Linked DNA regions of Homo sapiens: region 1 is linked to region 2. A link is a loop called in an ENCODE intact Hi-C map of the cell type or tissue named here. Cell type or tissue: GM12878. All regions are shown on one strand.

Evidence for each region. Hi-C counts contacts between places; a loop is a spot of excess contacts. Peaks named below come from ENCODE experiments on the same cell type or tissue, not always from the same donor. Only the 100,000 strongest peaks of a DNase experiment are listed, where the experiment ranks them.
Region 1: it touches region 2 in a loop (2.4-fold over the local background); 1 of 110 quality-filtered maps calls a loop at or near these places.

The regions. Positions count from the first base shown.
Region 1 is chrX:7,259,599-7,263,598 of GRCh38, forward strand. It overlaps STS (steroid sulfatase), which reads left to right. Exons shown (of 11, transcript NM_001320752.2): 6 at 1-174. Among named protein-coding and RNA genes, the nearest start is that of PUDP, 110 kb to the left of the region's middle. In GM12878, no CTCF peak of the experiment used is centred here; a DNase peak (open chromatin) is centred at 2,333; H3K27ac peaks cover 536 bases.
Region 2 is chrX:7,057,024-7,061,023 of GRCh38, forward strand. The region is part of intron 3 of PUDP (pseudouridine 5'-phosphatase); the gene reads right to left. Among named protein-coding and RNA genes, the nearest start is that of STS, 89 kb to the right of the region's middle. RefSeq lists enhancers at 847-1,347, 2,152-2,301. In GM12878, no CTCF peak of the experiment used is centred here; a DNase peak (open chromatin) is centred at 2,398; H3K4me3 peaks cover 949 bases; H3K27ac peaks cover 1,106 bases.

The DNA.
Region 1 (4,000 bases), 200 kb after region 2:
TTTCAGCCTTCTCTTCCTAGCAGCCCTAATCCTGACCCTTTTCTTGGGCTTCCTTCATTACTTCCGGCCCCTGAACTGCTTCATGATGAGGAACTACGAGATCATTCAGCAGCCCATGTCCTATGACAATCTCACCCAGAGGCTAACGGTGGAGGCGGCCCAGTTCATACAGCGGTGGGTATTGCCTTGTCCTCTGATGCTGCCTGTTAAAAAACATTCTGGGTTATTTCTCGTGGAGGTGGAAGAACCAACAGGGTTTTGTTGTTGTTGTTGTTTGTGGTTTGTTCGTTTTTTTGAGACAGAGTCTTGCTCTGTCGCCCAGGCTGGAGTGCAGTGGCGTGATCTCGGCTCACTGCAAGCTCTGCCTCCCGAGTTCACGCCATTCTCCTGCCTCAGCCTCCTGAGTAGCTGGAACTATAGGCGCCCGCCACCACACCTGGCTAATTTTTTGTATTTTTAGTAGAGACGGGGTTTCACCGTGTTAGCCAGGATGGTCTCGATCTCTTGACCTCGTGATCCGCCCGCCTCGGCCTCCCAAAGTGCTGGGATTACAGGCGTGAGCCACCACGCCCAGCCAGAACTGGTAGGGTTATTATGCTAGCCACATTTTCCCTTCCATGCCTAACACATTTCTTCAGCCAGAGCTCGCCATAGCACATGTTTAATGGCCTTAGAAAGGTATTGCAATGCAGTGTGCTCTCCTTAGAGTCTCTTTGCCAACATTCCCCACATCCTGGGCTGGAAAGGCCCATGGCAAATTAATGTCTGCTGATGACAAAGGAGGTGTCAGATATCCCACTGGTTTTTTGTTTGTTTGTTTGTTTGAGAGGGAATCTCTCTGTGTCGCCCAGGCTGGAGTGCAAGTGGTGCGATCTTGGCTCACTGCAACCTCCACCTCCCAGGTTCAAGTGATTCTCCTGCCTTAGCCTTCTGAGTAGCTGGGATTACAGGTGCCTGCCACCATGCCTGGCTAATTTTTTTTCTATTTTTAGTAGAGACAGGGTTTCACAAACTTGGTCAGTCTGCATTTTGAACTCCTGACCTCAGGTGATCCACCCACCTCGGCCTCCCAAAGTGCTGGGATTACAGGTGTGAGCCACAGTACCCAGCCCCACTGGTCTTTAATTTTCAAATGTGGCCATCAAGAGAGGCAAGATAATGGCTTATGTTTAGTTTATAGGTTGTCCTTGTGATATAAACAATGTGGAAAGATCCAAAATATTTTGGATTAATCTCTGAGCAAACAAAACAAAACAAAAACCTCTGTGAGTAAACTGGGTGAAGTGAATGATGTCTCTTGGGTCTGTCAGGTCCCATTGAGTTTATAGTTTTGGGGATTGCAATCTGTAAATGGAATAACCATCAACAGTGGAGCAGACAGCATTCCTGAATTACATAGGTAGGTATAATATATATCTATATTATAATACATAATATAGAGAGCATAAGTAGATATAATTAAGTAGATATTATATAGAGGCTATGTCAAAAACACTTGCTATTCAAAACAAGCAAATAAAAGTATTTTGTTCCACTTGTAACTGTGGAGAACAGGACTCTAAAGAGAAATGGAAAGTTCATCTGAAAATCAGACGTTTGGTCTTTATGGTGACTTAAACTCTATGAGAGATGTAAAAGAGAGTTGGGAGGGTGATTTAAAAATTATAAAGGAGACAGAGGAAATATAGGTAATATTGGTTTGTCATCCAATTAATTGCATGACACAAAATTGTAAAATCAATCTCTGGATTGAACAATGAATGACAATGAAAAGGAAGTTATTGTGATGAAGGGAAACTATATTAGGGATTTAATTTAAAAACAAGCAAATATGCTCAGCCTAAGAAGAGAATACATAGTTAAGGTATGTGGAAGCTACATAAGTTAGGGCTGGTGAGAAAGGTAAAAGGTAACGTACTCTATGAAAATTATGTTGTCATTTCCTCACATGGAAGATGTTGTGTTCCTCTGTCCAGATCTTGTGTGCCTGGAGTTGATGCTTTACTGGAGGTTGGGAATGGGCAGTGGTTCTCCTCACTCTCTTCTTCCAGTTATGAAACAGCATAGGAGCAACCCATTCACCTGGAGGTACAACAGTGTCCTGCTACCCACAACATCACGGATTATGCAATAGATAAATCATAGGGTGTATTTTAGTATATCTCTCTGGTATCACAAAAGTGTTTCATCAACTCTGACAGAAGCCCACATATGGTTTGGGTGTCTGAACAGACTACGAAGTGACTTACACAAAAGTTGCAATTGATAGTATCACTTCCTCCTTCTAAAAATGAGACACAAATAGAATGATTAGTTCTTATAGTTCACACCGCCTCTCAGTTTTGACAGATTTTGTTAAAATCTAAATTGTCATTGAACTGTGAAATATATAAACTGGTCATTGGTCATTTTAAGTATTCTCAGTTTCAGCCTCTGGGACTTGGCTCCAGAGAGTATTCTATGTACTAGCTGCCCAACGGCTGAGGGAGCACCACACAATTTAAGTTTTTATTTTGGTTAACATCCAACTTCTGCTGCCAGTTTCTGTTTTTGTCAGTGAAGACTGACAAAATCTCAGTGGATTAACACTTGAAGATTTGTTTCTTGCCCATGCAAAATCTATTGCTGGTTGGGTGATGCTCTAGGGAAGCTTTGCTCCATGAGGAGACTCAGGGATCCAGGTTGCTAATATCTTGTGGTTCTGTCATCTCAATAGATGGCCTTCCCAGTAGCGTCCACAGGAGAAAAGAGTTGAAGGGTCCCTTGGGGGCTTTTTGTTACTTCACTGACCCAGGGGTCAGCATGTAGACCAGGCCCCATGTCTCCACCCTGACTTGACATGGGGCTAAGAGGCAGTCTCCCCATGTCTTCAGGAAGAAGAAAATGAAACGGCCTTGCTGAACATATAGCAGTGATTTTCCTACTGCAAACAGTGATTTTCAAATTTGTTTTAAAGCTGAGGAATATTTCAGATGAAATTTTATGAGAAGCTAAGTATGTCAGAGGGATAAAAGTTGCAGTGCTTGGGTGAACCTGGAACAGAGGACTGCATTTGGAAATTGCTGACATTTAATAAAGCCCCATGGAAATCTCATGAACAGCTGGAGAGAAAGGGCAGACTCTGCAACAAAAGAATAAAAGAACATGTGAGCAAACATCTAGTTAGTGCAGACTCTAGGCAAATTAATATTTAACAGACATTTGTAAGTAAAAAAGGTAGGCACACCAGGAGAAAAATCAACACCAGCCTTGGAATTTTAAAAAAGAATTGATATTACAGCTATGTGAGTGGAGGTTGAAGGAATTTGCCCAAGGTTATAGATAGGTGTAAACTAAAGGGGCTATTTTATTATAAAAATTTGGATTGCAGACATGTACCGCATAATAACATTTTGGTCAACAATGGACCACGTATATGACAGAAGTCCCATGAGATTATAATGGAGCTGCCTTATGCAGCTGTACGTTTGTATCTTTTTTGTTTTTTTGAGATAGAGTCTCGCTCTGTTGCCCAGGCTGGGGTGCAGTGGTGCGATCTCGGCTCACTGCAATCTCCCCCTCCCGGGTTTCAGTGATTCTCCTGCCTCAGCCTCTGAAGTAGCTGGGATTACAGGTGTGTGCCACCACGCCCAGCTAATTTTTGTATTTTTAATAGAGACAGGGTTTCACCATGTTGACCAGGCTGGTCTCGAACTCCTGACCTCAAATGATCCACCCGCCTCGGCCTCTCGAAGTACTGGGATTACAGGCATGAGCCACCACGCCCGGCCACGTTTGTATCTTTTATACTGTATTTTTTCCTGTACCTTTTCTATGTGTACATATGTCTAGATAAATACTTGCCATTGCATTGCAGTTGCCTGCAGTACTCAGTACAGTCACATGCGGTGCAGGTTTGTAGCCTAGGAGTAATAGGCTTTACCATATAGCCTGGGTGTGCAGTGGGCTATACCATCTAGGCTTGTGTAAGTGCACTGTACGATGTTTGCAGAATGATGAA
Region 2 (4,000 bases):
CAAGGGAGGTGAAGCACCTTGGCGGCTTATCACTTGGAGGTGATGAACTGACTTCTCCAACGATGTTGAAGCGCAGCAGCGACCTGGGGATGGTCTCTGTCCAGGGGACTTAAAAAGTCCTTGTACTTTAATTTCTTAAAAGACAAATATCATATAGCTTAAAAGTTCCATTTTATAACTAGCAAGTTGCACATAAGAGTATCTTTGTCTGACAGCAGCAGGGTGTCTTAGTCCCTTCAGGTTACTGTAAGAAAATACCACAGACTGGGTGGCTTAAACCCCAGACAGGGATTTCCCATAGGTCTGGGGCCAGGCGGTGTGAGATCAGGGAGCCAGCGTGGTCTCTGGCTCCCTGGTCTCCCCCTAACGCATTACACTGGGGGTGAGGATTTCAGCATCTGAATTGGGGGAGGGAAACAGTCCAAACACAAGAGCAATGAATAAAAATGGATGGGATTAGAGGAAAAACTGAGAAGCAATAGGGAACTGGATGATACCTGGGATGTTAAGCCTGATGGAGAAGCTGATTCTCATGTTTCTGATGTGGTGGGTCTTGGGGCCGCCATTTTGGTGGCAGGAAGGAGAGGTAGCTTTTGTGACAAGTTGGGTTTGAGGCCATCGTGGGACACCCAAGTAGAAGGCTCGGGGTCTCCATGCACTGTGGCTGTGAGCTGGAGGTGCGGTCAGGTGTCATCAGAGCAGAGAAGCAGTTGATTACACAGAAGGAGGAGCGCTGAGAAGGGATCCCGGCAGCCCTGGCATTTCTGTGCGGTGAGCAGACGAGGTCTATGGATGGAGCTCTAGGTACAGTTTGGGCAGGAAGGGAACACAGTAGGAGGCAGTGTCAGGAGCTAGGTTAGGTTTTCAAGAGGGAAGGAGAAGGGCCCGCGGCTTGTGATGCTCTCGTGTTCCTCCCCAGGTCTCACTTCCCGGTGATGCTTCCACCTTTGGCTCCTCCCTGCTGCAAATCCTGTCCCCGTGGCACTTGCCCACCATTTCTTCTCAGCAGCTGGGATCAACAGCACGTCCCATCGGGAAGCAGACAGAACAGTCACAGCAGGGAAGGAGCCAGCCCCTTTCCAATCCTGCACACCGGGACCTCCTCCAGGCCACAGGCAGAGTGCTGCCCGTGCCTACTTGGGATCACATTTCGTAACCGATTTTACCTTTTAAACTATGATGTGTCTGTTTTAAATTATGTGCTTCATTGGAACTAGTGAGCTTTCCAAATATTACTATATCATCTCTAAGGAATAAAGCTTTCCCTTTTGCTTAGTGAAATACAACATTTGGAAGGAAGTCACTGAAGGGTACTTTCAGGGCTCCCAGAAGCGGTCCTGGAATTACATGGAAGCACAGAAAGTACAGCAGCTGCTCACAACTATTCATCAATTATAAAGCCATGTATGATCTGAATCTCATCACCAAAACCAGGCTTTTTCATAGGAGGTTTTTTCCTATGCATTAATTTTGTAATATGAAGTTCAATTTTCACATGGTGAGACATCAAAACTTCAAGGGGGCCTTAAACTTTGTTTTTAATTTTGATTGGCAGTGCTCATATCTAAGGTTTAAGTTCTGTTTGACTTCATGTTCCTTGTCAGACAGTGATCTGTAAATAAGTACCACAATGTTGTCATGTTGGATACATATACACTATTAGATGTTTGTTTAAACATGAAACTTTTAAGTACTGCTGTCAAAATGACTGCTGAGGTATGTGTGTATTTTGTTATTAATTAGTACTTTTGTTTATATTATTCATCAATCCATCCATCTGTCCATCCATCCCTATTTATCAATCTATCCATCCCTCCCTTCCTCCTGCTCTCCCTTCCTTCATCCAAACATCCACCTACCTACTAGTAAGCTACATATGGTGCTGCATTCCTCTAAGTAATAGTGCTGAGGTGGAGGTCAGTATCCCTTGTGCACCGCAGAGCTACTGTTTTACTGAATCGATAGTGCTCTGAAAATCAAACTATAAAACCATTATTGATATAAACATGTTTATAACAAAACCCTTTAGAGTTACAAGCTAGGTAAATGAATGAACTACACCCCTAAATTGATTCCTTCTCCTATAGAGAACAGCCTTTGAAAAAGTTATTTAACGACTTGGTTGGGGGGTGGGCAGGAAAGCTTCCTAACGAATTCTCTCTGTGTCATTTTACTCAATAAAAGTACATTACGGGCACTCTTAGCATGCATATTAAAGTGTATGTATGTAAATTAAGTGGTGAGCAAAAGACTTCAAGACAGCTCAAAAAACCTTCCTGATTTCCTCTTTTAATGGTACAGATGCCGCGTCCACCAATCTGTCAGAAACCAGTGAAAACCCAGCAAGGCCCTGAAAGGTGCTGACTGTCTTAAAGTCAAAAACAAACCGCAAGTTTCTAGATGGTCACTAGAATCATTTTCTTTTTCCACATCCTCTGAGTAAAACATGTGAAATCAATTCATCTTACGTAGCCTTCTGCATGAGACTCATGATCCGCAAGTGTGACGGGAGGCCCCTATCGGTTTTGTGTGTTTAGAGGGACATTATGACTTCAGACAGACTCGGGAAGATTAGCCATGTACGGGATTAAAATGCTCTAACCTGTAGAGCAGCAAGTTGTGTTTATTTTCAACAGCACTTTCGTTATGGAAAAACCACATTTAGGTGCCTTAGATGTGACTTGCTTGTGGTATGCTTGCTGTATAATATGACTCCACACATTGTCAGGACAGCAAAAGCACAGCGATGTTTGCCTGCTTTTGAGAGAAGCTACAGAGGGGGCTTCCCCAAACAGGATTATCACAGCATAAAGAGAGTGCCTTTGCTGGCCTGTGTGAGTGATTTTTCCATGTCATCTCCAAATGTGCCATGTAGAAGAAGCTGCCATTTATAATGGGAACTGATAAACACAGAGAAAAAAGCCTAAGGAATTCATTGGACCTGGAGGGGATTAAAAGACTTCGTGATTAAATGAGCTGGTGGATGAGCCAATGAGCTGTCTGTGTGGTGAGCACGTGGCAGCTGGCAATGCAGAGGCCTCTCTTCGGTCCTCTCCTTGGTCCTTTCCATACTGACACCCGTTGTGCATGGCCCAGCAACCTACTCAACAGGGGATGAGAGGCCTACAAAGCCAATGCCCTTCAGGATGGATTTATTTTCTGGTTTTCACAGGGATGCCCTCAGTTCTCCTTCCTGCAAATATAGTAACTGCTGACTCCTGAAATAAAAGCCGGTGTTTATAGCTGTGGTTGCAAAGTCAGTGTTTCCCAAACAAAGATGTGTTGCAGTACCAGGTGAGGCTTATGTTGTTTTCACTGGCCTCCCATGCCCATATTAACGTTCAATTCTAAATTGTCTAGTAGTAGAATGTTCATGAGGTAAGGGGTTTCTAGAATGTTCTGTGACACAGCAGTCCAGAGAAATTTTCCAGAAAAAGGAGATTCCTCCCATTAAATGAGGAACTGGGGACCTGCCATGTACAATTAGCACAGAAATGTTTCCAGAAGTGCTGCCATGGATAACTGTGTAGTTGAAACCTCACTGAGGCCTCTCAGGCATGGACACCTATCTTCAGAGCAAATCGATGAAGGTCCCGCAAAGCAGCACTCCGAGGAATCTATTTTGGGGACGTTTTCACAAAGAGTAGCTGAATGTGGCATGACTCACGTCAATGCAAATGCAATTCATTTGCCTTGTTTTCTTGAACTATTCTGAATCTTACCTGTAAATAACGACAGATGAGGCAGATTTCACCTTAAATGCCTATCCTCTTGCAGGAATGGTTGCTTACATGGCATTGAGGCTACTGCTTAATTCAGAACTGAAGGGACCAGCTCTGTGAGGGCACCCTCCCTAGGCCCCTCGGCAATGGGCTCTGCTGACCACTCATGACAAAATGGCGCCCAGGGCACCTGTGAGGGCAACACAGGGCCTGGTCCATCCCTCTCTCCTTTCCTTTAGATAGAGAGGGGCGTGAGCATATTCTCAATCCTGGAAAAC